Linked DNA regions of Mus musculus: region 1 is linked to region 2. The links are chromatin loops, found by intact Hi-C in ENCODE. Cell type or tissue: heart. All regions are shown on one strand. Links, peaks and the distances in the headings refer to the core of each region. The heading gives the core; the rest is flanking DNA. Region 1 holds the start of 4930597G03Rik (RIKEN cDNA 4930597G03 gene). Region 2 holds the start of Rnase4 (ribonuclease, RNase A family 4).

Region 1 (15,587 bases), core at 3,980-11,979, 240 kb before region 2:
TGTGAACGAGCATATGGTCAATTTTGCAAAAGGAACCCTTAGGTGCTGAGAAGAAGGTATATACTTTTGATTTAGGATGAAATGTAGTATAGATATCTGTTAAATTGATTTAGTTCATAGCTTCTGTTAGTTTCACTGTGTCTCTGTTTAGAATCTGTATCCATTATCTGACCATTGATGAGAGTGGGGTACTGAATTCTCCCTCGAGTATTGTGTGAGTTACAATGTGTGCTTTGAACTTCAGTAAAATTTCTTTTATGGCTTTGGTTGCCTTTACAATTGTAGCATAGATGTTCAGAATTGAGAGTTTATCTTGGTAGATTTTTCCTTTGATGAATATGAAGTGTCCTTCCTTATCTTTTTTGAAAACTTTAGTCTGAAAGTCGATTTTATTCGATATTATAATGCATACTTCATCTTACTTCTTGGGAACATTTGTTTGGAAAATTGTTTTTCAGCTTTTAATTCTGAGGTAGTACCTGTTTTTGTCAGTGAGGTGCATATCTTGTCTGCAGCAAAATACTGGGTCGTGTTTACTTTTCCAGTCTTTTAGTCTATGTCATTTTATTTGGGAACTGAGTCCACTGATGATTGAAAACCACTCTAGAAATCAATTTCGAGGTTCCTTAGAAAACTGGACATAGTACTACCTGAGGACCCAGCAATACCACTCCTGGGCATATACCCAGAAGATGCTCCAACATGTAATAATGACACATACTCCACTATGTTCATAGGAGCCTTATTATAATAGCCAGTAGCTGGAAAGAACCCAGATGTCCCTCAGCAGAGGAATGGATGCAGAAAATGTGATGTAATTGCAAAATGGAGTACTATTCAGCTATTAAAAAGAGTAAATTAATGAACTTCTTAGGTAATGGATAGAATTAGAAAATGTCATCCTGAGTGATGTAACTCAATCACAAAAGAACACACATGGTATGCACTCACTTATAAGTGGATACTAGCCCTGAAGCTTGGAATACCCAAGATATAATTAACAGATCACAGGAAGCTCAAAAAGAAGGAAGACCAATGTGTAGATATGTTGGTCCTTCTTAGAAGGGGGAACAAAATACCCATGGGTGGAGACAGAGAGACAAAGTGTGGAGCAGAGACTGCCCCATCTGTCTAACCATTCCCTATAGTGTCATTACACCCAGGTGCTATTGTGGATGCCAACAAGAGCTTGCTGACCAGAGCCTGGTATAGCTATCTCCTGAGAGACTCTGTCAGTGCCTGTCAAATACTGAGGAAAGGAGCAGGGAAGAGAGGTACTTGGACAGGTCTTGAAGTTAGCCTTTGCTAAAATTGAGTAAAAAATAAATTTTTTAGAGTTGGTGCATTCATACAGGAAAGGAGGAGATGACTCAGTCACTAAAGGTTCTGACAGGCCACACTGAGCTGGCATTCATGAACTCTCCATTATTCAGTAAGAACAACTGCACTTGATAAGATGCTTACATAACCTTTACACCCAGCACTTCCCTCTCTGCTACTATCTGTCATGGTGGAGGATCTTCTCAGGGTTGTCTCTTCTGTGCTGTCAGGACACTGGCAAGCTTTTCCTCTCACCTGTTTTGGTCTCAACAAAGTCTCCCCTCACCAGCCAGAAAATCTCTTCTTGTAATTTCAGCCTCATTGTGAGGTAGCAAGAGAGTGGAAACAATTTAGGACATTACAGATGAGGCCTTTGGAAGGCAATGTGGGTTAGATAATGTCATCAGAGTAAATTCTTGCCTTTTGCAAAAGCCTTCTAAACAAATGGTTCCCTAGGATAGTTTCCCAACCAGAGAGCAGGATAGCATGCGGATTATGTATTTGCAATATGGTGTGTGGGAGACAGGCAGCTGATTTTAGATAGTCTTAAGTAGCCAGGGCTGGTCTTGTACACAACCCACTAATGTGGTCAAGGTTGACTTTGGATCCCAAAAGCCACCCTAAATATTTGAATATCAATAATTAAGAACCACTTCTTCACTAAAATAATTTACCTTTACCTTCTCTTAAGTTAGTATGTAAATAATGATATCATTGTGTAACGATGATTTAATTTTTTCCACCAAGAAAAAGAATGTGGCTTTCTTTTTTTGGACCTAAATGGTTAAATGGAACCAATGATGGAAATCTTCTGTCAAAGTTCCCTCTCTAAAGAAAATGCTCCTGATTCCAGACTAAGGAACAGAGTGTGGTGTGTGTTTCTGGTTGAGGCCTCTTATCAAGTTAAGTAACTAAACTAGATTTCCTTTTTAGAAACCCATAAATGGGTACCATCTTGTATCAAAAGTTTCTTCTGAGTGTGATAAGAACATCGGTTTTTTTCATAGAGATATTGTCAAGACTGAAGCTTCTGTGTGCAAAGCAGAGATCTGCTGTACTTTCCCAACTCAGTCCATGACTCAGTTTATGTTCAAATAATGTATGATCTTATTAGTAATGCAAGGTAGGTGAATACCTCCTGTGTTCTCCTCATGGGAATAGTCTAGACCAGAGTGAGATTATGTCTCTCTTTCTGTCTCTCTCTGTGTCCCTTAATTATGTTTCTGTGTGCCTCTGTCCCTCCGTGTCTCTCTGTCTCTGTCTATCTTTTTCTCTCTGTCTCTCTCTCTCTCGTGGTGGTTTTGAGACAGTGTTTCTGTGTTTATTCCTAGCTGGTCTGTACCTCACCAGGCTGTCCTTGGGAGATTCAGGTAAAATCATGCACCACAAATGCCTACTGCCTGATTCTAAGAAATCATATATACCTTAAAGTATAGTGGAAGTTCATTGTAAGAGTGACCGGAGCCATTGTTCATTTAATCTAGATAGGGAGATTAGAATTTAAGCTCGTTGGGCTCTCCAGAGTTAAAAGATTATCCTGTGCTTCCTCCTTTTCTGAGTTCCTTCTTCCTTTCCTCTAGCCCTCCCATGTTCCCTCTCTCCCGCCATACTTTCTTCCTTCTTTCCTACCTACCTTTCTTACATTGTTCCTTCCTTTCATTCATGTTTATTAATTCCCTTCTTCATTTGCTCTTGTCTCTTTTTATATCTCGGTTTATTTCATTATTTCTGTCTCTATTTAAATTTGTTAACATTTTTGAGACTGCTTCTCACACTATGGCTCACTTTGACATAAATCTCATAATAATACTATGGCGAAGATTTCCAATTGGTAGAACTATAGATATGGAACAAAATGCCTCCTAAGATTTTTCTCTTTATATCACTACTTAGCCTTCATTTTCATTGTATTAGTTTATGTCTCCAAGCTTACAAATTGTTGAAAAAAATTATTTTTCTTGTTATCCTCCCCACTTCTGTCTAATTTGTGGTTGAAGTTATTTATTATTTTCTAAATCTTCTTCAAAAGTTAAGGTCAGAATAATGAAGGAGTCTAAAGCATTCACAGATGGGAGGAAAACAGGAGGAAGCAATATGATGTAAGACAGGGCTTAGATGCAGACACAGGAAAAAAAGAAAGGTGAGTGGACAATTGAGTGAGGTGAGAAGAGGTTGAGTAAAAGTGTCATGCCAGTCTGTACTTCCTGGTGTGGACCACGTTGCTATGACTGTAAGCAGTTGACCTCTGGAGAAAGTGAGTGAAGCATGTACACACATATGTCTACTTTTATATTTTTTCCTGCTTTACTTTTAAATCCATAATAATTTTGAAAGAAGGAAAAAGAAAATCCTGACAAGGGTGAACAAAATGAAAAAAAAAAACATTACTATAGAAATCATTCAAACTCCTTAGTGATCAGAGAAGTGCAAATCAAAATGACCCTAAGATTACAGGTTACATCCATCTGAAATGCTAAGATCTTAACCTACACTGACAGTACATGTTGGCAAGGATGTGGAGAAAAAGAAACATTGCTCCATTTCTGGTGGTATTGGAAACTTGTAAAAAAAAAAACCACTCAGAAAATCAATTTGGAGCTTCCTCAGAAAATTGAAAATATATCTGCCTGAAGATCCAGCTTTATCACTCTTGGGTATAAACCCAAAATATGCCCCACCATACCAAGGGGCTACACATTCCACTATGTTCATAGAAGCCTTGTTTGTGATACCCAGATGCTGGAGAAAACACAGATGTCCAACAACAGAAGAATGGATATAGAAAATATGGTTCATTTACACAGTGGAATACTACTAAGCTACTAAGCACAAGGACATCCTGAGATTTGCATGTACATGGGTCGAACTACTCAGACTATGAGGTAACACGGACCCAAAAGAACACGTATGCTGAGGGCCAGGGTGACCCTGTGGCAGGACCAGCAGACACAATTAACCTGGATCCCAGAGACCTGTCAGACCCTGAACCACCAACCAGGCAGCATACATCAGCGTTTATGACACAAACACATATACAGCAAAGGACTACCAGGTCGAAGTTCAGTCAGAGAAGATACACCTAACCCTTAAAAGACTGGAGGCCTAAGGGAGGGTAGAGCTAGTGGGGTGACAGTTGTGGATGGCGTGGGAACATCCAGGTAGAGACGGGGTCTGGATGAAGGTATGGGTGGGGAAGAGTCAGATAGTAGACCGTGAAGGGGATTAAATCTGGAGTGTAAGAAGATGATTAAAAAAAATAACGAAATAATTCAATTTTCTCTGCAGAATCCAACTTTTGGAGAGAAGACACCAAGCAATGAACTGTCAGAAAGTTGTTTGAATAGAGTGGAAGCCGAAGACATGATGAAGCATACTAAGTTTACAAGGGATGACATCAATACATTAGTCAGTAATGCTTCATGACAATTTTCTTTTAGGAGGTGTGGGGTTGTGCATACAAGTTGAGGTCAGAGGTTGCTACTGGGTATCTGCCTCCAACACATTAACATTGTAATTTTCAAGAAGAGGTCTCTCACTGATCAGGGACCTCAGCAATTGGCTACACTACCCACTGTACTCAGGGATTTGCCTAGGTGCCCCCCCCACTGCTGTTATTACAGGTGCATGACTCCATGAGAAGCTTTAGATAGGTGTGATAGGACTCTGAACTCAGGCCTCAAGCTTTTGTATAATATTATGTACTGCCATATATTATTACATAGGCTGTTATAGCATCTATTTTGTGCTCATTGCAACATTGTCACAAATGTAAACAATGCATTTTATAGAATTCTCTCTGTTCATCATCTCCTGTCACACCGCATAAACAATATCCAGCATTTTGCTGCAGGCAAGAAACACACCTCAGTGTCAAACCAATACATTCCTTCAGAGTAAAGTGCTGCAAAAAACTTTTGCAAGCAAATGGTCTAAAAGAACCAAGTTGAAGAAGACATTCTAAAGTTCAAGAAGTAGACTTTCAACCAAAAGTTATCAAAAGAGATGAGAAAGGACACTTCATACTCATCATCCGAAAGGAAGCCTCAATTCTGAACTCCTATGCTTAAGTGCAACGGCACCCAGATTTGTAAAAGATACATTGCTAAATCTCAAAACACAGGTTGAACCACACATAATAATGGCATTTTTCAACTCTCTACACTCACCAGTGAACATGTGACCCAAACAGCAATTAAAGACAGACACGGTGTAAGTAAAAGAAATTGTGAACCAATTGAATTTAGCAGATATCCACAGAACATTTCACTCCCAATTTTAAAAAGGATAGATTCTTATAAAAACACTGTGGAACAGTCTATAAAACTGACTATATAATCAGACCCAAAGTAATCCTTAACAGATAAAAGAAGATTGAGAGAATAGCATGTATTTTATCATATCACCAGGAACTAAGACTGGTCTTCAATAACAACAAGAACAACACAAAGCCCACATATTCATGGAAACAGAAAAACTATCTACTCAGTGATAACTTGGTCAGGAAAGAAAGACTTTCTATGATTCAATGAAAACAAAGAAGCAGCATACTCCATCATTTGGGACACAAGGAAAGCAGTGTTATCAGGAAAATTGTCAGCACTGAGTGCCTTGGGGAACTGGGGGTAGCAACCAGAAAGTACCAGATGACAAGAAAGCAAAAGCTTACCAGTACCTCCACCGGAATGACATTAGCTGAAATACCACACAAACTGAAGGAAAAACCTGTTGAGACAATATCCAGAGGTTAGGCATGGTTCCCCAGTTGAGGGAAAGGGCTAACCACCCATCTCTAAAATTGTAACCCAGAATTGCTCCTGTCTAAAGAAAGACAGAGACAAAGAATGAAGCAGAGACTGAAGGAAAGGCCATAAAGAGACTACCCAACTTGGGCATCCATCTAACATGCCGTCACCAAAGACAGTCACTATTGTAGATGCCAAGAACTGCTTGCTGAGAGGAGATAGAGTGATACAGCTGTCTCCTGAGATGCTCTGCCAGATCTTGAACAATACAGATGCCGATGCTCACAATCAACCATCAGACTGAGCACAGGGACTCCCAATGGAGGAGTTAGGGGAAGAACGGAAATAGCTGAAGAGGCTTCATCTGGCATCAGTGGGAGGGGAGGCACTTCATATTATGGAGGCTTGATGCCCCAATGTAGAGGAATACAATGGTAGTGAGGCGGGAGTGGTAGTTGGGTGGGAGAACACCCTCATAGAAGCATGATAAGGGGAATGGCATAGGCTGTTTGCAGAGGGGAAACCTGGAAAGGGGATACGATTTGAAAATCAAATAAATAAAATATCCAATTAAAGAAAAAAGAGTAAATTGGTGATAGGAAGAATTTGGGGTCATCTTAATAAGGAGTCAACAGCACCTTAAGAGCACACCTAAAACCTCTAGGATGAAAAGAAGCAAACACATTTAAGAGGAATAAATGGCAGAAAATACTCAAACTCAGGGCTGAAGTCAACCAAATAGAAACAAAAAGCAAGATACAAAGAATCAAAGAAACCTAGAGCTAGTTTTTCTGAGAAAATCAACAAGATAGATAAACCCTTAGCCAAACTAACTAAAGGACACAAAGTACCAAAATTAAGAAGTTCAGAAATGAAAAGGGAGACATAACAAAAGAAACTAAGGAAATTAAAAGCTCAGCTTGTCTGACTAGAAAAGCCTATGCTCAACAAACCTGGAAAATGTAGATGGAATGGATTATATTATTTTATTTTTTAAAAATATTTTTGAATGTATGAGTGCTCTGCTGCATATACACCCACATGCCAGAAGAGGGCATCAGATCCTGATATAGATATTTGTGAGTCCCCAGTATCTGAGTTCCTCTATTGCCAAGTGCAAGGGAGTTTTCATTGCAAAAAATTCAGATTGTAAATCAGAGATTTTGTATAAGCACATGTCTCAATACATTGACACAATATATCCTCTCAAGGTATGTGCACACTAAAAAATATAATACAACATTTGCAACATTAAAGGTACAGAAGAATGAATTTGGCCTCTGGGAAACAGGGCAATCTGGGGAATTGGACTGTATGTTACATGAATGGACCCCAGAAGTAGATGTATATTGGATAACAATCTACCTCATGCAATGATCCTAGAGTATCAGGTCCTACCAAAGATAAGCCACCTATGCTACGGCACTAACAAGCTCTCCCCATCCTAAGCACTTGACTTGTAGTAAAGTAGTGAGAAATCTCTAGCTTTGGAAGGAGAAGGTGCCAACTGGTCTTACCTGGGTCAAAAGAGAGTCCCCCCCCTTTTTTTTAATGTATGAAAACCCCTTGTTCTTGGGAAAAGGGGAACTCAGGTACAGGGGGAATATCTAATTGTACATGCACCTCAGGAACTCGTCTAAATGGGGCAAGCTGGTAAGAACGTGGGCCATAGTAGTTCCCAGTGGTATCATCAGTAGTCACATCCATGGACAATCTCTTGTATCCAGGAGAAGCCTTGAATCTTCTGTGATGTCACCATTGTTGCTTGACACCAACTGCCTGTGGTATATTCCTTCAGAGCCTATTGGGTTCACAAGCAGGCAGGTTATCCATGCTTCTCATGCTATTTCAGAGGGAAAATATAATACACACAGAGTCAAGACTTAGGCAGAAGGAGGCCAGCATTCTGTCATGTTGGGAAATGGGAAGAAAGAAATGTTGATGGGTAAGTCACAATGAGTCCTGGGCAAAGGTTGGGGAGGTACATGGAGGACGTTGGCTTGAGCTGGTCCTTCCAGGAATAGGGCTTATGATTTGAGAAAACAACACTTGCTTTGATGAGAGCTTTTAATTTTATCCTGACTGGAAAATTATACCAGGAATCTCTGTGAGGATAACAAAGTGTTTCTCTCAGGATAGAGTGTTGAAGCACTTCGTCCTGTTAGAATTTCCAGTAGGTTACATGAGGATGTGATGCCAATAACAGAGTGGGATATTCCCATGCTCATGACTCAAGGTCCCAGACACTTTGGAATTGAACACACAAGATGTGGACTGATTCACAGTCTGGGGTTAGTATAGTAATCTGTGAGCTCTCATCATGCCTTTTAAGAAGCATGGACAGGCTAACGGGAGATGTTAGGTGCTGGTGTTTATGGTCACTCTTTATTGTGCTAAGTAGTACGGACTATATTGTCCAATAAGAGCTGACAATGCCCTCCAATTCTTCTTGTAGGGGGGAGCTTATGCATTTCAGATCTAGGGAAATTGCAATAGGGAGGGGGGAGGAAAATGGTTAATGATGGTGGTTGGGAACAGGGATCTACCTGAGGAGCCCAGCTTGAAGATAGCTTTCCTACTCTTTCAGGGATTCTGTGTATCTCTAGATTTTCCAATTGCTCAGACTTCTGTGTGGACTAAGCATGGTTTCACTTTCCCTGTACTATATTATCTCTACAAGTTTACCAGTGTTTATCAACCTACATGGTCTGTTGGAAAGACATCACCCCAACCCTCCACCACCAGTAAGCAGGAGCAGAGAATGAAGAGGATGAAGAAGCTCAAAGGGATCTCCAGAAGATCAAAAATGAGAGAGATTAATTCCAGGGAACCCTGGCCAATTACACTAACAAGGATTTGAACAACAGGTAGTCATTATGCCCAGTTCTTTGCTGACTATCTTGGGCCATCCCTGTTAAGCCCAGATTCCCTCATACCACAGGTGGCTACAACTCCAGGCTGTCTGAATATCCAAATTAATTTTGCTGATTGGATTTTCAACACAGAACTTCAAGTTCTGATAGTAGTGATATGTGACTCAGACACTTTTGATTCCTCCAAAAGTAAACCAGAGCCTGTGGTATGAAAGACAGTCTGCGGATAAGGGTAGTAGTGTGTGAATCCTAATCCTGCATTGAAAGAATCCTCTACAGGTGTTGGTTTGTGGGAGATGCAAAGTACTCTTTGTTTATGGCCAATCATGTTTGCAATTGTCCTGAAGGTAATTTGGGTTCAATTGATCCTGTCAACAGTTGGAGACACCTGGTTCCACATACTGCCTCTCAGTATGACTGGATTGGCATCAGTTCATCACTGCTTTTATCAAATTGTATCCATTATACTCTCAAATAATTCCATATCAGTGTGTTTATTTGGCATTTTGATTATCTTTGATTATGTGGTGTGTGTGTGTGTGTGTCTATTTCTGTGTTTGTGTGTATGTGTGTATATGTTCCACTTAAGAACTGGAGATCTGTGTAGTATGATGGGGCCTGAGATTTTGCATGAAACAATTTCCAGGCAATAGTATTGATGAATCCATAGTACCTCACTTTGAGCAGCTCAGCCCATGACCTCTGGTGCTCACCTTAGGTGCACACTGGAAACTCCTGGTGTATGCTATAAAGGCTTTTCCCTGTAGATACTGATTATGTCCTTTGGGAATTTATGTAGCAATAGAAGCAAGGATTGACAGTTTCTTGCCTACAAACAGATGTGTCATCACAAGCTTAAAGAGGACCCAGGCCTGTGGTACAGGTTCCTGGAAAGTTCTTGGAGAGATAGTCTATTCTTTCAAGTCCCTTCAGGGATATAAATCAGGTCAGCTCTTTGCCTTTACTTCCCTGGCTCTACTGACCCCATAAGAAGAGTAATAATTTTAATAAGCTCCAAGTGGAACCAGTAACAAGGGGATAGGTCGTGGCATATATGGGTTGTGATAGTCCACGATTCAGCTTGAATTGACATGATCCATGTATCCTTAGTTCATGGGATTATTTGCTCCTTGGGCCATTCCCTCTCACAGGATCAACTTTGAGACTTTCATAATCAAGATGCAACATGATCAGGTGATGACTGACCTGAATAGAGTGCCCCAGGGTATCAGTGAGGCCTTGTACAAGTGCAAGGAGCTGACTAAAGAAAATCAGTTCTACTGGTGAGTGACTAACAAGATCATGACCCAAGCAGTAGGCACAGAATGTGACTGCCTGTCCTTGTTTTTGAACCAAAGTGAGGGCTCAAGTTATATCCTGTATGCCTTGAAACAGGAGGTCCGCGTCCTTTAAAGCAAAGCTCTAGGATTTTTACTTCTTAAAGTCATCACCAGATTTTTCACCAGAGACTATGAAAGCCAGAAGATCCTGGACAGATGTTATACAGACACTAAGAGAACACAAATGCCAGGGTACTATGCCCAGCCAAACTTTCAATTACCATAGATGGAGAAACCAAAGTATTCCACAACAAAAGCAAATTCACACATTATCTTTCCACGAATTCAGCCCTTCAAAGGATAATAACAGAAAAAAATTACAAAGACGGAAACCATCATCAATAAATGGTGCTAGACTAACTGGACATCTACATGTAGAACAGTGAAAATAGATATTTATCACTCTGTATGAAACTCAAGTCCAAGTGGATCAAGAACTTAAGCATAAAACTGGATACACTAAATCTTATAGAAGAGAAAGTTGGAAATACCCTTGGATGCATTGGTACAGGAGACAAATTCCTGAGAACATCAAAGGCTCAGGCTCTAAGAACAACAGTTTATACATGGGACATCATGAAACTACAAAGCTTCTGTAAGGCAAAGGACACTGCCAATAGGACGAATCAGCAGCCTCAGATTGGAAAAGGGTATTCACCAACCTTACATCTGACAGAGGACTAATATCAAAATTTTACTAAGATCTCAAGAATTTAGACACCGGCAACCCAGCTAACCCAATTAAAAAATAGAGTACAGAACTAAACAGAGAATTCGCAACAGGAACCTTAAAGAAATGTTCAACATCCTTACTCAGCAGGGAAACAAAAATCAAAACAACTCTGAGGTTCCATCTTATACCCATCAAGAGATAGCAAATGCTGGCAAGGATGTGAAACAAGGGGAGCACTTCTTCACTTCAAGTAGAAGTGCAAACTTGTACAAACATTTTGGAAATCAATTTGACAGTTGCTCAGAAAACTTGGAGTAATTCTACCTGAAGACCCAGATATACCACCCCTGAGCATATACCTCAAAGATGCCCCACTATACCACAGAGACACTTGCTTAATTATGTTCATATCAGCTTTATTCATAATGGCCAGAAACTGGAAACAGCTTAGATTCCCTTAACTGAAGAATGGATAAATTGCGTTACATCTACAGAATGGGATGCCATTCAGCTATTAAAAACCAAGACATGCTCTTTGCAGATAAGTGAATGGAACTTGAGAATAACATCCTGAGTGAGGTAACCCAGTCCCAAAAGGACATGTATGGCATGTACTCACTTAGAAGTGTGTATTGGCCATAAAGCATAGGTACCATGTTACACTCCACAGACCCAAAGAAGAAAACAAGAAGGAAGGCCCAAACACAAACTCTTGAATCTCACTTAGAAGGAGGAATAAAATAGTCACAAGAGGGAGATAGAAGGAGTGAACTAGGAGGGATAGAAGATAGTGAGGAGAATGGGAGATTCAGGATCAGGTGTGGGGATGGACAGTAGAGATGGTTAGATAACGATGAAAATTAATGGAAATCTGCAACTGATAGGGGATGTTTGGATCTTCTTCACAAGGATATAGAGACCTGGGATAAGAGAGCCTTCCAAGAATCAATGGGGGTGACTTTTCGGTTACTCACTACATCAGGGATATGGAACCCCAAAGGAGCAATAAGGACACCAATCTGCTCACAACACTTTTAACCCAAAATTTATCCTGTCTACAAGAAATACAGGCTTGGGGGAATGAAGCAGAGACTGAGGGAATGGCCAACCAATAACCAGTCCAACTTGAGACCCATCCCATGGGCAAGCACCAGTCCCTAATGCTATTAATGATACTCTGTTATGAATGCAGATAGGAGCATGTTGTTCTCTGAGAGGCTCTACCCAGCAGATGACTCAGACAGATACAGAAACCCATAGCCAAACAGTGGATGAAGCTTGGGAACTCTTAGGGAAGAGTAGGAGGAAGGATTGAAGCTCTCGAAGGGGATTTGAACTCCACAGGAAAACCAAAAGTCAGCTAATCTGGACCCTTGGGGCTCTCAGAGTCTGAACCACCAACCAAAGAACATACAGAGGCTGGATCTAGGCCTCCCTGCACATATGTAGCAGATGTGCAACTTGGTCTTTTGGGGGGTCCCGAACAACTGCAAAGTGGGATATCCCAAAAGCTGTTACCTGTGTGTGGGATAAGTTCTTCTAGCTGGGCTGCCTTTTCTGGACTCACTGAGAGAGAAAGTGCCTAGCCTAGCAGAGACTTGAAGTGCTAGGGTTGGGGTATACCCAGAGGGGCCCACCCACACAGAGGAAAAGGGGGAGGGAGATAGGGGAAGGATTTGGAAGGGGTAACCTGAAGCGGGCAGTGAGCAGGATGTGAAGTGAGTAAGTAAATATAATTAAATACAAAAAAGCAAGAAACACCTTGTGGCCAGGATGGAACCAGGGAAATGCTTCACATATATTTGTCTTGAAGCTGGCCAAGATTAAAGACATTTCTTGGTTCAGCTGCTAGAAACATTTTCCTGGGCTGGGTAGTTCAGCACCAAAGATAGTATACAGCTACCCCAAGATAAATAGGCAGGAGAGGCAGGGCTGTTCCATGGTTTCCATCCTACTCAGTAAGAGTGTGAAATCAATTAATCTTTGAGTTCAATCCCTGAAAGAGATACAGACTAGTTGACTGGACAAAACATGTATACATCAAATTGTCTATTTTCTTAAAGAAAACACACTCACTAGTGAATATACCCATAGACAAAGACTCAAAGAGTGGAATCAACCTTTCAGGTGAGTGGAAGCTAAAACAGATGGCATAGTACTCTGATATATGACAAAGTACACTTCAGGTCAGAATTATTTATAAAGGATAAATCAAATATACTATGTATGAAGAAATATTTCACTAGGCAATCTAGCTCATATAAGTGCACCAATGTGGGGGTTCTCAATTTTATATAAATATAAATGGTCACAAAATGTTAGATGTATTTTAACAGGAAAACATGGAGTGATATCAATATCCTCCTTCTTCCTTTAACTGGGTCACAAAAAGTAAAACATCAACAAAGCAACTGAAGAGCCAAACTGCCCCATAAATCAAATAAAACAAATGGGTCGCTGTATAATATTCTAATAAACTGAGACATAGTATGTATATTTTCTGCGAAGTCCGTAGAGTCTTCTTTAAAATAGACAGTGTTCTAAGCAGCAAGGTGAGGCTTTATAAGATAATAGGACTAATGTCACTCATCCTATCACATCAGAACTGAAGGAAATTAGAAATCAACTACCCAAATACTGAGAGACAGGATAGTGCATTCTGTGACAAAGTAAAAAAAAGATCTTAGAATCAAGTGAAAAATCATAAGTTGCCAGAATGCTAGTGAGCATCATTTTTTTCATCATACCTGGTGAACTCCATTTTCTTCTCTGTGTATTGGAGTGCTTTCACTTTTCAGATATGCCTGTGACTTTATATAGCATTTGTCTTTCTGCCTGGCTGTTTTCCTCTAGACAACCACCTCTCTCAACCATTCAGCTTCTTCTCCATTAAAGCATTGTGCTAGGTCATGGCTAACAAGCTTCCCTTCAGTGATGAGCTGATAATTAGGCCTTATTGGATGTTCTATAAGGCCCCCAGGTGTAAGAAGATGAAATCATCATTGACTCCAACACAGCATTCAGCATCAAGAGAACACACATACCAAAACAATCAGGTTCCAGTGCAAGACATATGGGGATGAACAACTAAAGAAAGGAACATTTGGATGCACAAAGGAAGGACATGGGAGTTGACATGGTACAAAGCACGGATTATAGGCCAAATCTTGGGAGTCATCCAGGAACACAGATTAGTTCAATTAACTATGGGTTGCCTAGCACATTGTCCCTGTGGCCAGCAGCTAAGAAGTCAGCCAAGGGCAATAAACTACCAGGGACTTGTGTAGAAGTGGGGAGTCCAGGAAAGGTGAGGTCCAGACTTCTGTATCTACACTATCAGGATACATCTGTCCCCAGTCCCCTTGTCTCTTGCTTCATTTCTCCTTCCTCATTTTCCCATTCTATTGTCCCTTCTCTTTGTTCTTCCTTCAGAATCCCCTTTCTCCCTCATACCCTTCCTTTATTCTTCCATTGCCTCTCTATATCTCCTTCCTCTCTCCTTCACATCACCTTGCTTTCTATTTTCTCTCACGCTCCTTTTCTTGAAGAAATGCTTGTCCCCAACTGTGGTTCACATGCCAGTTCTAGTGACAAAGATGAAAAAGCAAGACACATCAGCATACAGGAGCCAGAGCTACCAAGAACTCTTTCTAGACTTACTTTCTGGTTTCTCTGAAAACTTTCACTACATTCTCAAGGAACACTCCTCTGAACGAGAAGTAGCAAATCCCAAATGAGAGTGGCCAAGACTTTTTCTTAGTTCCCATTTTCCAGGCCAAGGCCTGAAGTGTTGTGTGTAACCCAGTTTCAATGTCAGTGTTTAGAGCAAATGTTTTGTGTTCTGTTTTTTTTTTAATATTTATTAATGTTATGTCTTTGCTTGGATGAATTTATGTGTATTGTGTGTGTTTCTGTCCCTAAAGTGCTCAGAGGTAGCTTTCAATCCCCTAGGGCTGGAGTTATAGGAGATTATGAGTTTCCATTTGGGGCCTGGGAATCAAATCCTTGCTCTCTGAGCAGAAGTAAAGGCTTTTCACTGTGAGACTTTTTCCCATCCTCAAGGGACATTGTTTTAAGTATGCAAATAATATGTCACCTGAAAGAGTCAATATTACTGGAAGTTAGATAGAAACTTCAGAGATTAAGGTTACACATTTTTGCTAATAGCTATTTTAGCTGTAATAGCATGGCAGGTGCTTCAATGTGTTTTCCTACTTTTGCCCTTCTTATATTCAAAATTTTTGCAGCATGTAGTTTAAATGTGAGAACTGGGTAAATCCATTGCTTTCTCAATCCGGCTCTGGCTCTGGCTCTGGCTCTGGCTCTGGCTCTGGCTCTCTCTCTCTCTCTCTCTCTCTCTCTCTCTCTCATCTACAGCTCCTACTCTTTAGCTCTCACTCCCTCACTACTGTTCCCTCTTCCCCAAAATTAAATAAATAAATAAATAAATAAATAAATAAATAAATAAATAAATAAAAAGACTTTGCTCTTTAGGGTGGAACTCTGTGATATGGAACTTGTCCAAGTGAAAAACAACATTCCCTTTGGTGGGATCTGATGCAAGCCTGTATTGCTGTACTGTGGGTAAGTTCTGGGTACTGCTTCTCACCTTATGGGAAAGGGAAATCTAGGAAGCACA
Region 2 (15,587 bases), core at 3,803-11,802:
TCATCCAGAAGGAGGTAGTTGTGGGTTGGTACTTTCTGCATACACTTTCAAAATCTGAGCTCAGGTCAAGAGAAGCCCTTCCCATTGCTCTGAGCCAGGGAAGGCATTGCCACTCCCTGAGTCAGAGGCATTAGGTTCCTTGACATGGTTGTACTCATGTCAACAATACACATCCACTCAGGGTCTCATCTAGTCCTCACAAGTGTGTATCCTGGTTATTTAGCAAGCAATAGGCAAAAAAAATGTAAGAAGTACAAGACAGGGGACTAGAGAGATGGCATTGTGGGTAAGTGCACTTGTTGATCTTGTAGAGCAGTGGTTCTCATTCTTCCCCATGCTGTGACCCTTTAATACAGTTCCGCGTGTTGTGATGACCCCCAACCATAAAAGTATTTTTGTTGCTACTTCATAACTGTAATTTTGCTACTATTATGAATCATAATGTATAAAAGAAAAAGTATTGGCTCAGGATCCCCAAAATTGAGTTCTCAGACCAAGCACAGGAATACTTATTTGCCTCAGAGGGACAGACAGAAGGGATAAGGGACAAACACGGGAGATAGAGGAAGAAGGGGAAGGGAACAAAGGAGAAGAGAAGAAAGAGATAAGGAAGGGGGTAAGAGGTAAGGGGTATTTTCCACAGAGGGACTGCCTCTGGATAGAGAGGAGACAGATGTGGCCCATAGGAAAATGGAAGTTTATAAAGGTACCAAGGTATAAACACCCTGTGTTAGGATAAAGTGTTTAATTTTAATTGAGCATGTAAATTAGGTGAACCAAAGGAGGCTTTTCATTGCTGGACTTCAATACTTTGATAGCTGGACCTTGGTAGTCAGTCTTAGGAAGAAGAAGTAGCCAAATAAGGATAGACCTTGTTGTGCCAAAGGTCAGCTCCAGTGGGTCCCAAAGCATGGAGTTGGAAAGAGAAGGAGACTGACACCATCTGAGGGTAAATCAGGAGAGCTTCTGCATTTATTGGGGAAGGGGAGCTACATGTTTTTTGCTCTGAAGTGGAAATTTCTGATTTCTTTGGAAACTCAGTTATGTCATATGATATTTTGTTTGCCACCTGGTGCAGACAGATGAAAGGATGTCTTGCTGAACACAGGTCAGGTGATGTTTAGAAAGAATATAAATATGACCCCACAGAGAGTGGGAGGAAGTTCTTGTATCGGTCGCCTTACATTTCCTTGCTGATCTTCACTTGTTGTGCCTTCATAGACAGAAACGCACCAAAGAACTTCTCGTGATATTTTGCCACTTCCATGGACTCAGACTGATTGGTGGCTCCTCAAGGTTTCTTCTGGATTGAACTGCTGTTGCTGATTTACGTTGGTATTTTACTAGAGGACTGGACTGCTGACAATGAATACTAGAATAGCCCCAAAGAACTATTTCTAAAAAGGTCTGCAACCCCCATTTCCTATTAATCTTTCTTTTCCATAACCTCTGGTGGGTGGTGGGCTAGAGGGAAGGTTGAAGCATTTAAGAGCCCTTATTAAAGTAGGTTTTTCAAAATACTCTATATTTGCATAGTAGCTTAATCACTGGTGTTGTTGAAAGCTGACTCAATGATTCCAAGAAATGTATGATCTTTTCATAGATTGTTTTTTTAGCCCATTTTAACCCTACCCTTCAACATCCAGAATGAAAGAGCTCATTAACTTTATTATAATATTTTTCTTTAAAGCAAAATTAATAAGTTCAGCAAGCACCTAAGTCCCTATTGTTCTTTAAAGTCCAGCAACCACACCAAGTGCCCCTTTATACTCCCTCCTGCACATTCTCAGCCTTTGAGGTCAGGAGGTACCAGACATTGAGCCCTGAGAAACAAACCCATAAGAACAACTTTCATCCTTCTAGGGGCATGATGCAGTGTTTATGCCATGCATGTAGCATAACACGCACTGAGCTGTTTCCTAATTGCATTAGTATATGCCTTAATCTTAGAGTTTGAGCCCACTCTCCTCATACACTCCCCAAAGGGAAGTGTCCAGATATCTTACTCTTCTTCCATTATGCCATATCATTCTAGTTCCTTCTATGTATGTTCCTGTATATGGCAGAGGGGATCAAGCCAGTCTAGCTTCTTAACAGAATCTGCTTCTGCTGGGGCATGCCATTCATCCTGTAAGTCATGTGCCCAGGGAGTCAATTGAGGGTACTACTCTATATTTATTAACTGAACTCCTGCCCTCAACTACCAAGGCCTCAGACTATGAGTCTGGGAACAATGTTTCTCTAGATTGTGTGTTTTCATCCTTGGGACCAGGTGTAAGTGCCTAAGAGTTTCTGGAACCGTAAACCTTTAGCTTCTGTGTTTGTTTAGAGACCACCACTGTATGCATTCACATCCTCTATAAAGCTCTTACAGAATTTCCCAAAGGAAAAAGGCATACGGGGAACTTACACAGCACACAGTGAAAACCATCAAAGAGAAAAGTCAAAGGAGGCTGAAGGATTGTGATCTGTGACATCAATAGGCTAGACCTCTCTCTGTCAAGCAGCTGAGGTTGCCATGCACTCTATATCATTAGCAGCTAGCTGATGCAATCGAATGGTTCTGATCCTCTGGAGAACACTAACCAATACAAACACAGCAGAGGAAGTTAGGGGAAACGGACATTTTAAAACAAAATAAATATAGATGAACAGCTTCAGAAAAGCTCATAGCTCAGTGTGGTGGCGCATACCTTTCATCCCAGTACTCAGGACGCAGTGGCAGATGGATCTCTGTATGCAGCCTGGTCTACATTGTGAGTTGCAGGGCACCCAGGGATATATACTGAGACCCTGTCTTTAAAAGATCAAACAAAAGTGCATTACCCTCAGGAGCACATGGGAAAAGTTAGCATCAGTTCATTGCTGGAGACAGCCGTTACCATGTAATGGTCCCAGCTTATCTGGAATATTGTGAAGTTTCTGGGCACAGAGCTGTTATAAGATGACAAGCAAAATTTGAAGAAAACTCAGAAATACATGGTGAAGCTGGGCCTGGTAGCATAGGCCTGTAGTTATAGCTATGTGGGAGACAGTGCAGAACCAAAGCCTGCCTGGACTACAGATGGAGACATGCACATGCAGGCTTCTTTATGCACATCTTTGACTCAGCTTACAGGTTCTTGACATAGTGAGTCCATTTTGTATTGTCAGCTCTTCCACTTCCACTGGCAGAGGTGATGCATAGGGTAAGGTCTAGGGCATGTTCCATTCCATGGAGTGTCCGGGTTCCTTTGGGCACTTCATTCGTGCAGTATCTTCACATACTCTTAGATACTCTTGTCTAAGAGATCTATAGAGCTGAATTCCCAGTCGCTCTACCCTAATCCCTAAAGTCTGGTAAGAAGGGCAGAAAGTTTTAACTCTCCAAACACCTGGTGTTTTTAGTGACTTGCTTTTCTTGAGACTACTAAGAGTCTTTCTCTAAGTCACGTCATTAGCATAAACGCAGGTGTGATCAAAAGTACTGTGAACAACAAGACTGTCCTGTCATTCCGGAAATGTCAAGCAGGAACTGAGCGTCAGAACTAAGGCAAATACACGTCCAACTCCTGAAGGCGCCCAGGAGAGAACTCTCCTCCCATCCTATTTCCTTACTCTCAATGTATTTATACAGATGTGTTGTTGGGAGGAGCATTTCCTCTTGGACCAACTGACATTCCATGCTTCAAGTATTGTTTGCTTATTTACATAATTGTCTTGGAGTACTTACTTCCTGCCTGTACTTTGTGGGACACTTTGCTCAAGTCAGGTAAGGGGAATTCAGATCAAGTCTCATTTCCTATTTGCTATTATTCAAATATCAGTTTAGTCTCTCACACACGCACTTCTTTTAGCAGCCAGCATCTTTAGAGTAATGTTCTATTAAATGTCCAAAGTGGGAAGGAATGGGTGTTATCAAACTAGGCTCAAGGCTTTACTTTTGTGGTCCCAAGAAGTGAGATCTGGCCACTGAAACATCAAACCAAATAGAAAAGGTAACAGTGGAATGGAAAGTATACCTTTAGCCAGTGTAAGTGTGCTGGTAAGGCTAGGAACCTGGCATCTTTAACCATTTCCAAGGCACTAGCAAAAGCAGTAAGAACACACAGGGGATGGGGCCAAGCAGTGTTAAGCAGTTTCTGTCTGACTAAGGTCTGGTTAACTATTATCTCAGGTTAGACAGAGTCATTGTCTGGGCCAGTGAGATGCCACAGTGGATAAAAATGATTGCCCTAACAAGTCTGACAGCCTGAGTTCCATCCCTGGAATTCATGGTGAAAAGAGATAACCTTTGACCTCTTCCTGAGCATCTGCACACATGCATGTACACACACACACACACACACACACACACACACAATCCTAAGGAGGAAAAGCTATTACTCTGTTTATCTATCAGGCCTGTTGATCTTGGACTCCACTTGAGCACAGAAGGCTCAGAAAGGAAAAATCACATGTATCCAGAAATATTAGCCTACTGTTGGTCATCCATTGGGTATACACAGCCATAAACATCAATAATGCTTAATCATGCAACACACTCAATTTGTTGCATAAAGAATTGGTGCTTTTTAGCAAAGGCCACTTCTGAGTTCTTATTTCAGGTCTTGTGTATGAGAGGGATCACTTTCAGTGGAGTAAAGGAGACAAAGTCAGATGTCACATGATGGATCTAATGGCCATTTGTATTTGACCAGAATGTATAGGGACACTAAGGGACATGAGAGTTCATAGACTAGAGAGGAACTGAAAAAGAACAGGAGAACACAAATCCCGACACAGATGGCTCAACATACAGCTCTTTATTATACTAAAATATTGAAAATCTTTCAAAGGAGAAGGATAAATGAATTTTAGTGATTTACTACATTTTTCATGTATTTTAAAAAATCTTAGAAGCCACAGACCAAAATAATACCAAGTAATTCTCATTTTGGCAATATGTTGTTTCCAAAATCTTTATTTTAATTTTATATGCATTGGTGATCTGTCTACATGTATGTCTGTGTGAGGGTATCAAATCACCTAGAACTGGGTTACAGACAGTTGTGAGCTGATGTGTGGGCGCTGGGAATTGAACCTGGGTCCTCTAGAGGAGCAGCCAATGCTCTTAACCACAGAGGCATCTCTCCAGCCCCTATTTCCAAACTCTTAGTGGCTTCCCTAATGATGACATTTTGGAATAACAGAAAGTATATATAACGAAGTGGGTAACACCTTTTGTGAGTAGCCCGTCCAGTTGGATTTTTGTCTGAGATCTTCCACTGGGTTTTTGTTTTTGGTTTTGGTTTTGGTTTTTTGTGGTCGTCAAATCCTTTAACTCAAAGCTTCTAAATACAGTGGCAGAATTGGTCTCAAGGGGTGTTAGAGGACTGGAATGAGACAGCTTGGACAGAAAAGGCTCTCTATAATCGTTGAGATACTATCTGAATACATGTAATGCATAAGTTCCAGGGGATAGAATCTGGGAGAACCAAGCCATCAGTGCTGTGAGCAGTGGGTTCTTTCTTCCCTTGGATGGGATGCGCTTAACACCATGGGTTATATTGGATATATGTGAGTATAAGGCACGAGCAAAGGAAACAAAGCCTGGGGCCACCACTCATTGTTGGTCTCACTGACTCAGAGGTCAACTATCAGCTGTAACAGCTGCAGGACAGCATCTATCTGTCAAAGTGCACTGGGACCTCTGGGTCACCCTCACAGGCAATGACAACTCGCCTAGTGCTGGTTCTTGCCCTGTATCTACAGTTGGGGGCCTTGGAGTTCCCTGTCTCTCTGCAGTCCGTGACCTTCACTACACCTTCGTGACAGTTCATCTGGCCGTTCTTGCACAGGATATTGGTGGTACTGCAGATGCCACGAATGTTCCAGATGTCTTCGTGGATGAAGGTGTTGAAGCGTTTGCACTGGACAGAAGTCATCTTCCGTCTCTGCATCATCACGTTGCAGTAGTTGTCATTGCCACCTGTCACCTGAGGGTCCACATGCTGTCGAAGGAACCGTTGGTACATTCGATCCTGGCCATAGGAGGGCTGTACAAGCCCTAACCCCAGCAGGGTCAGCACCAAGAGCAGAAGCAAGGACTGAGTCCTCTGTAGATCCATCATTACCTAGAAAGTGCCTGAGAAGAAAACAAGGAGAAAGGATGGTAAGGACTGGGCTCTGGAGAGGTAATGAGAAAAGCAAACTAAACTCTTAGAACCCTCTCTTGCCCCTCCTTCTGCTTAAGATCTCCCCCTTCTTCCTGCTCTTCCCTTTTGTACCCCTTTCTCTGAGAGTGGCTAGTTTGTCAACATGGCCTTCCTTGAAAGCAAACACTGTTCTCTTTACTAATTGACAGGCGTACAGCTAACAGAACAAGTCAGAACAAACATGACTGGGTGGTCAGTTGCCCAGGCCTGCCTGACTGGAGTATAAAACAAGGAAAGATAAATCTACATAAAACTGGAATTTGGGTTTTGTAAGAAAATTAGCTAGTATGATCTTTAGGGAGTGCTTGGTGGTCTGGAAACTTCAGTTCCCAAAAGTGTAGATAGACTCCGATCAAAGCAAACTTACTTATTGAGTTGAAAGCTCTACATACGGAAATGAAGGAAAGTAAGGCAGAACAAACTTCTGTCTAGTTCCTCTTCCTCCTCTCCTCTTCCTCTCCTCTCCTCTTCCTTTCCTCTCCTCTCTTCCTCTCCTCTCTTCTTCTCTTCCTCTCCTCTCCTCTCCTCTCCTCTCCTCTCCTCTCCTCTCCTCTCCTCTCCTCTCCTCTCCTCTCCTGTGCTAGTGGACTAAATCACATCTTCTGGGGAAACTCTACTCCTCTCTTAAAAACTAACACGGCGTTGGCCCAAGGCTCAGTCAGGGATCTTTTGGAGAGATGGGGTGGGAAGCAGGGGATGACAACAGTGAGACTGTTTTCTGGGCACAACAGGGTACGTGCACATACACACTCACAGCTGTTGAGACAGCATGCACAAGACTCAATCCGGACAAGATCCCAGCCTCTAGGAGAGAGGTGGCCATGAAGTATCACTGCTAACTGAGAATCTATCAGTTCGTGGTAGTGGCTTAGAGAGGAAAAGTCAGCTTTCTTTAAGGGTGTGTGACTTCCAGTAGGTTGACCATGCTCCAGAAGGCAACCCCACACCCAAGAGTATTTGGGCAGAAGAGTATTTGGGCAGAAGAGTATTTGGACACAATGAGTTTTAAAAAATAAAAAGGGAGGTCATGAAGGTAAATGGGTGGGATAGTGGGGGACAGATCTGGGAAGAATAGAGAGAGGAAAGTGAAGATGATCAAATATACTGTATGAAATTCTTAAAGGATTAATAAATATATTATTTAAACAAACAAAACAGGATAATAAAGGCATGGCCAGTTACTTTCCTGCAGAATGGCTAGGAGGTGCTGCCATCTGGTGGCCAGTCCTCAGACTGACTTGCAGGTTGATTGACATGAGCAAATAAACATTGTTCCTGATACAAGAGAAGAGGGCACCCCAAAATAATGGTCTATCACTGAAGGCACAGTCCAAGAGCAGTCTCCTTCTGAGATGGCTTGATGTATACAGAATCCACTGTGCTTGCCTTCAAAGTTGCGGCTCTGGATCACACACGCCACTGAAATGGCTTAGGGTTTACTCTATTCTACTTCAAGCCCATGCTTTGATAAGTGATAATTGCCCGTATCAAAGGAAAGCACTAATGGGAACAAAAGGGAGACACTCAATGGGAAAAAAAGGGGGGGGGATTTAAGGGGCTCTGAGAAGAGGAAGAAACCCCTTACTTGGCAATCTGGCAAGCAAATATTCTATCATAATGAGCAACTGCTTAAGGCCTTCACCCTTTGCCAGGAGTAAGCTTGCACTTTTCAAGAATGAAGAAGAAACCTTCTTTTCAAAAAGATGTGTACTAAACCCCTTATGCAACCCTGGTGGAACTTGATTCTACCTTTGCAAATTATAATTCCACCCAAGACACTCCCCGAGCCACCATATGATCCCACATAGGGATCAAAAGATAAAAAGGGGTCGTGAGGTGGCTCAGCACTTAGGACACTTGCTGTTCTTGTAGAGGACCTAGGTTTGGACCCCAGCATTCACCATGACCATCTGTAACTCCAGGTCAGGGGACCCAACACCTCTTCTGACCTCCCTGGGCACCAGACACACATGTGGTGCCCATGCAGACATGCAGACAAAACACATATAGTAAAACAAAATGCACATAAAATAAGTAATATTCTAAACAGAGAGAAAGAAGAAAGGAGGGATGTCCTTTCGACCTTTTAAGGTGTGGCTTGAGAGACATTGTACATATGACCAATATGAAGGTAACTATGTACTACTCTCTGTTGGGGAGTCCATACCTACACTTGGGTATGTCTCGCTCCCTAACTGCCTCTCTCACAACCTTTCTGTTGACAACCCAGACAAGTCAGAATTATCACTGATAAAAGTCTCCAACTCTGCTTCATGAAGGCTGGTATCGATTTTTTTTTTCTGTGTGAAACTATGAATCTGGTTTGGCCAGAGTTGAGGTCCTTAAAAACATTAAGGGGATGCATTAGGTTGCTGAGGATGACAGCTGTCCCCTGGGTGCTGACGGTCTCAGGCCGTACAGGAGGAGACGGCAGGGGGATACCCTTGGTGTGCTTGGTGTGCTCTTGATCCTAAACTCCTTTCCAAAGGGCTCCTTTAGTGACCTATTACTTAATAGACAACTTGGCTCTTTTTTAATTCCCTGTCCTGTCTGTAAATCAATTTAGCATCCACAGCACCATAAAAAGATGAAATCTACCCTCCCCATGACTAGCAGGTAAGGAAGAATATCTCTCTGTGTCCCAGCCCCTTTCCCCTGGGATACAGCAAGAAGAGAAAACAGGAAAAGCTAAATTTACTGGGAACTAGTGATCTTCCAGACTGACTCTTAATGGCTTTTGAGACATCTTTATTTCTGTGCATTGCAAATCAGGAGACATATGTTTTAGATAGTTCGTTTTTCTGGCCCCTGACAATGAACGATGGAACCAGTGTTCTGGGCTATGAGGGGAGATAAAAAGAAAACATAGCTAGGTCTGTGCCAGGGGCCTGCTGACTATAGACTGAAAAACGACTCATCGAAGTGGACAGGCAAACCATTCTCACAGGCAATAACAACATGTCTGAACCCTGCAGAGGCTCGGTACTGGCATGGAGGTCGGGGAGACCCTCCTGTGTGCTTGCAAGTGGTGACCTGGAAGGGAGACTTGCTCATTCTTAAGTTTTCTCTGTAAGGGCTTCCATTCGCTCCACAGATGGCCTTGATGTTGCTCTTGTTGCCATGGATAAAGGTGTTGACATCTTTGCAGGGTGAGGTTAGGCTTCTTCTCTTCATCATACGTTCACAGTATCTGTCGTCCCGGCCCTTTGGCTTGGCGTCATGGTGCTGAGTCAGGAATTTTGTGTACCTGGAGTCATCCTGAGCCAGAGTGGGAGGGATCACAACCAGACCCAGCACGAAGATCAAGAACAACGGGCCTGGGCTTATCGCCATCTCTTCCAACAGAGATTCCTGCCAAGGGCAAAAAAGCAGGAGTGGTCGGCTGTAGAACCACTTTCTAACTTAGACTAAGTGGGTGGAGACTTTCCTTTCTGAAAGAGCATGATAAAACAGTGTCCTCAGCTACCTAATTCCATCTTGGCCTTGGCCTTCCTAACAGACTCCATGGCGCAGCCATCTTTCTCTATTCCTTAGGTTCACCATCATCCATAGTATAACAGAATCTATTTATATTCTTAATTCACCTATTACTTAACTTGATAACAAACATTACCCAAGTCCTATTGGGCCCAGAAACTGTGCTAGATCCTAGGGCATAAAGACATTTAATATATATACCAAGGACAGGTGCAGTATGTGTCAGTAAGGTCCAGCTACTTAGGAAATAGAGACAGAAGGATTGCTTGAATCCTGAAGTTCCACCCTAGCTGGATAATGTACAAGACTTTGGGTTTTTTGGGTTGAGAGAAGGGGGTGGTCAAGGAAGAAGAAAGAAAGACAGAAAAGCACAGAACAGAAATGTGGCATCCATTGGGGAGGCATGGGGGTTCCTGAGGCAAGATGGATCATAACACAGGAGCTGAGAGCCAATGACTTGTGGGGATCAAGAACACAGGACAGCCCATGCCCCAAGGCTGGGGACTCCAGGCAGTCGCTCAGTTCCACATTAATGATGAAAGCTGTAGAGATCACCTTGGGATGAAGGGTGCAGGTCTACTTCTCCCAGAGGGCAGAGTTGCTATGCAGTGCATAGGGAGAATGGAACACGTTGTGTGGTACCTGAAGTGGGTCTAGAAGAAGCTCTTAGAGAGCAAAATGGGGAACTCAAGCTTCATCTTCAGAGGCTCTTCGGATGATCTGAGAGAATATTTTCTAGTGTCTCCCATGTTTGTAATACTGCTAACATAGGCAAATGATCTGACAGTGTTGTAAAACAAAACACAAAACAAAACTGAGATCTCTTCATGAAGGCAAGGGACTTAAATTTTTCTGTAAGATCTTTCTGAAGAGGAGAAGAGAGGAGATTCCTACCATCACCTCCCAGAGTTCTCAGTTTACCCTGCACCACATACATCCAGCATAGGATCAAAGGTGTCTTCTGCTGGAGTTTGACCTTCGTATGGACTTTTAAATTGTTATTTCTTAGGAAATTTGAAAATTTGAGAACTGGGAGATAATAAGGAGATAATAAAGCAATTTCTGATAATATCCTTAGTCTTTGAGAAAATAGAAAAAGATCATCCTGAGACATAAAAACCCTGCTCATGGTGGGGCTGCAGAGATGGCTCAGCAGTTAAAAGTGTATATTACTCTTCAGAGGGCCTGAGTTCCGGTCCCAGCACCCACACTAAGCTGCTCACATCCACTAGCAACTCAGGCTCCAAGGAATCTAGTGCCTCTGGCTTCTGTGGGCACCAGGAATTCTCTTACACATATCTGCCCACAGAAACAGACACACATGCATACACTTAATTTAAAATAGTAAAAATAAAACTTAAAAAAGTTCACCACAGGGAAGAAATGGCCAAGTAAGTAAAAAGTCGGGCTCGATGACAAGCACTTGTAATCCTGCTGCTGTGGAGGTAGAAACACGAGGATCCCTACCAGCCAGCATTGTAATTGGTGAGGTTCAGGTCCCAGAAAACATGGTACATGGTACACGGCTTCTGAGAAACACACAAACCTGCACCTCCACACAGAACCCCACCATATCAGATGACCATGAGTGCCCCTACACTTAGCAGGAGAAATCAACTTTTATGTTTTGATTTTTTTTTGTTTTGTTTTACTTTGAGACAGGGTCTTGCTATGTAGCCCAGGCTGGGCCCAAACTCTTGATCTTCCTTAAGAACTACCACACCCAGTTTATGTGGTTCTAGGGAGGTGGAGCCAGAAGAATTGGAAGTTCAAGGTCATCTTGGGCTCTATAGCCAAATCAAGGACAGCCTGGGATACAGGAGACCTTGTCTGTAAATAAATAAATGCAGGGAATGTTGCATCTTTCAGCCAGCCTAAGGAAATGTTAGTTAAGGAGAAAATCAGCTCCAAGTAAGTTTTATTTTGTTTTTGCCCTGCATTTTGTTTCTCAGCTGCATTAAGTTAACCATTAATTTTATTTTGTGTCTTTCTCATGTGTAAGTCTGAATACTTACTTTTACTGTGTGTGTGTGTGTGTGCGCGCGCGCGCGCGTGCGTGCGTGTGCATGTGTCTGTTTGTAGAAGGCTGAGGTCCTGGCCCTCAGCCTATAATCTGGTCAGTAGTGCAGAGTCAGGAGTATAGCTTGGAATCTAGGAGGTCAGGGGTCTAAGGCTCTACTGAGCATGTGTAAGTCAGGTGATGGAGTGGGAAGTGAACTGCCCTTCTAATTAGCATCTGACACTAGCCCATCCTTTCTGTTTCATGATAACCACAGACTCAGAATAAGGCTATAAAGAACACCAAATTCTCGGTCATTTCACAGCGCTGAAATAACAAACTTCCATAAAGCATAGAAGATTATGATCTGTAACAGAATCCAATGTGAGTGTGTGTGTGTGTGTGTGTGTGTGTGTGTGTGTGTGTGTGTGTGTGTTTCGTTTATTGAGAAGAGATGGTGCACAAGTGCAGAAGGCACAGCCACCCCTAAAGAGTTACCAGCATTTCCGTGTGGCAACTGCTTCACCAGAGCTGCCGGGCTGCATGACACCCAGTTGCTGAGCTCTTTATGTTGTCTTGGGATGCTCTTCCCTAGATGTGATTTCTCTTTTAAAAGGAGGAAGATCTGGGTGTGATGCTGCATGCATGCCTGCAATCTCAGAGCAGGCAAGGAGGACCTGGGCAGGTTTAGGGACTAGCCTGGCTACCTCCAACCTAAACAAACAAAATAACAAGAGCTGGTAATACTCAAAAGGATCAGCAGGTGGCAGCAGTGGATAGGGATGTTGCCATTCAGTAGCAGGACTGTTGGCTCTTGTGAAGATGCCAACCTATACTTAAACCCAGGTTGCGGGGAATGGGAACTGGTAGGCTCACTCAGAGTGCCTAAAGTTGCCAGGCTCTGGGTATTTAGGACACCAAAGCAAAAGCAATAATGTGGAGGATCCTAATGCTAAGGCTATCATATAGCAAACAGTTACCAGCTATTGGGTTTCATGGCTGCTGTTTCCAAACACACCATGTGATCTTAGGGAAACAACCATATACCTGTCCATACTTCCTTCTGCTCTATAATCTACAGCTGACAGGGATCTGTATTCTTTACTTGAATCATAATGCTGGCTTCACAGCAGGCTCTCAATATCTCTCTGATAGTTTCCTTCCTTTTTCTCTTTAGGCCTATGCTTTACCATCCATAAATGAGAGGGGTTCCAGCTTTGAAAGTGTATGGTTCTTACTAAGCTAATGGATTCTTTACCGGTTTCAGGAGCCAAATCTAGCAACACTGGAATTGCAGCGGCAAATTTATATAACCTTAGTTGATGATACAAGGTACCAACTGGAAGAAATCGGTGATGGGTGACCTTGGTCCAGTCTCACTGAAACACATCTTCCCTGAAGGATCTCTGGGTAAGCCAAGGCTCTGTACCATGAACACTACATAGGGGGGTCTTCATCCTAAAAAGATACTTGCTATTTAGACTTTGAAAGCTCTCAGGCCTATGTGGCCAGGAAAGGGGTTACTTGCTTCTAATTTGCAGAAATTCCACATTAATTTTTACCAACTCACCCAATGCAGTCTCTCATAATGGTTTCTCTAAAACACCCAGGGAGCAACTTCCAGCAGAACACCTCAACCACCAGTGTCTACTGTCCACTCCCTTGAAACTGTCTCACTGTGTGTTTAACTCTAACACTCCCCCCAAAGCCAGACAAGGTATAATTGTGAGAAAACAAGCGAGAGTGTTATTGTTAGAGAGTGCAGGTGTAAATCTGCCATGGCCAAAGGTACTGAACCTTAGTCGCATACACAACAATGACTGTCATTCGGATTTCTGCAGTGGAATAGTTCCAACTCTTGTGCAGACTCAGTTTACCCATTCTTAACCAGGTAGTGCTCACAGGAATCCGGGTTGGCAGTGCTATGTAGACTAGACATGTAGCAAACTACCTGCAGCTGGGGTGGCAATGTGATAAACACCCTTCTCCTAGGTATACTCTCCCTACTTTGTGTATCTTCATAACAGTCCAACTGGACTAGAACACCCTGTGCCTGGTCTTCCTCCTGTCTTTCCTCCTTTCTCCCCTCAACCTAGCATCTTTTGATCTTGGTTCATGTTCCTCTTTGTTTTTAAGGAGCGTCCATAACTTTTTCTTTTTTCTTCCTTCTTTTTTTTTTTTAGGAAAGAATTGAGTAGGAAATACTGCTGAAAGTACTTCCTGATTCCGGGTTTTCCTTTTTTTTTTTTTTTTTTTTTTTTCTTTTCTTTTCTTTCCTTTTTCTTTTTGGAGACAGGCTTTCTCTGGGTAGCCCTGGCTGTCCTGGAACTCACTTTATAGACCAGACTGGCCTTGAACTCAGAGATCTGCCTGCCTCTACCACCCCAGTGCTGAAATTAAAGGTGTGGACCACCACCACCAGACTCGGGGTTTTCCTTATTATTCCTGCCAAGCCAAGCTTGTTATGGAGGAAACACGACAGATCACATGCCCTTCTGCAAATGGCTTCCTAAGCCTTTGGGGGCTTTTAATCACAATTGAAGAAACCCTCCTATATCTCCATCTCCTTGATCGAAATCCCATTAATTGCTTCCCAGATACAAACCACACCAAATAATCCTGTTTTCATTTTAAATTTTAACTCTTACTCGTTTTCTTTTTAATGTGCAAGTTTGAGTCCAGAAAGCGTAAGGGGTGTTAGTCAGTTTCACTAAAATAGATGAACTGCTAGAAAGAGCACAGAGGAAAAGAAGCAGAGAGTTGAACACCCACAAGGAAGAATCTTACCAAAGCTGGCCAGCTTTCCTCCGACTGGGAATGTGTCCAGCTGCGTGCTCCTGGAGACAGGGTCCTGCGGTGTGAAGCTAGAGGCTCCTCACAGGCTGGTAATATACAGTGCTCATGTGACGGGGTGGGGAGAACCTATCTAAGGATCTTTACTTTGGCAGCGACTTGTAAACCAAGGCCACTAATCATGGGCAAACAAGGAGTCATTCACCTTTCCCCTGAGCATGCCTGGGTCAAATATTAACCACCTGGTGGACCACACATCTCTTTCAGCAATGATAATGTTTGCTAAGCACGGCCTTTTGTTCCTAAGCTGCCTCTTTCCTTATGTGTATGGTCCTTATCCTTGCTCAGGGTAGGACTGAAGTTTCACTGTGCATATGCCATAGATCCAAAAACATATTATCCCTGACGTTCAGGCCAACTTCAGGAACTACTTTGAAAGAAGTCTAAAGGAAGGAGTGAGGCAACTGTGCCCCCACCTCTCCAACCCCCAGAAATACACACAGCACTTCCTGGGCTCCTCCTCCCTCTGTCCATCCTCTGGAGAAAAAAGAATATATATTTATGGCTACTCAGCTTCCTGTTCTTTAAAGCACAGTTGCAAAACCAGCTGTCTACATCTAAGCATTATGGGAACCAAGTACAGAAGAAATTATGCATGTCTGCTCTGCTTATGAGGTAACTCTAAGATCGAAGAGTAGACAAGCCACGGGGTCAGACTTCTAAAACCCAGAAAGTACACAGTGAGGTAGTGAAGAAATCTACTAGAATTGTTCTAACAGATTCATCTTCAAGGCTGGACAGATCGCTCAGTGGTTGCAGGCACTTACTCAGGTTCAGTTCTCAGACCCACATGGCAGTTCCCAACCATATGTAGTGATGCCTTCATCTGGTCTCCCTGGGCATTGCATATGTGTGGTACACAGACATACATGCAGATAAATAAATACATACAATTTTAAAAGTTGCCATACATTTATCTTGTATATAGGGCAAAGTTGCAATATTTTAGCTCCTTGTCAATTTCTAGATTTTGCTCCATCATTGTGTAGATATTTATGTGTGATTTAAGCTGTACTAATTTCTAAAAGCAAAAATAGGGATGGGAGACCTACAGGTTGTCAGCGGAGTAGAGGTGGAGGCAG

What was found. Peaks named below come from ENCODE experiments on the same cell type or tissue, not always from the same donor. Only the 100,000 strongest peaks of a DNase experiment are listed, where the experiment ranks them.
Region 1: it touches region 2 in a loop (12-fold over the local background); 12 of 42 quality-filtered maps call a loop at or near these places.

Annotation. Positions count from the first base shown.
Region 1 is chr14:51,337,761-51,353,347 of GRCm38, reverse strand. It overlaps 4930597G03Rik (RIKEN cDNA 4930597G03 gene), which reads left to right and starts at 7,859. Exons shown (of 5, transcript NR_045736.1): 1 at 7,859-8,007; 2 at 8,743-8,929; 3 at 15,443-15,532. In heart, for the core only: a CTCF peak has its summit at 7,106 (motif pointing right); no DNase peak of the experiment used is centred there.
Region 2 is chr14:51,095,326-51,110,912 of GRCm38, reverse strand. It overlaps Rnase4 (ribonuclease, RNase A family 4), which reads right to left and starts at 14,913. Exons shown (of 2, transcript NM_201239.3): 1 at 14,440-14,913; 2 at 4,762-6,106. The coding sequence starts at 6,092. The coding sequence ends at 5,646. Ang (angiogenin, ribonuclease, RNase A family, 5) reads right to left here and starts at 14,913. Exons shown (of 2, transcript NM_007447.3): 1 at 14,440-14,913; 2 at 8,904-9,527. The coding sequence starts at 9,509. The coding sequence ends at 9,072. In heart, for the core only: a CTCF peak has its summit at 7,395 (motif pointing left); no DNase peak of the experiment used is centred there.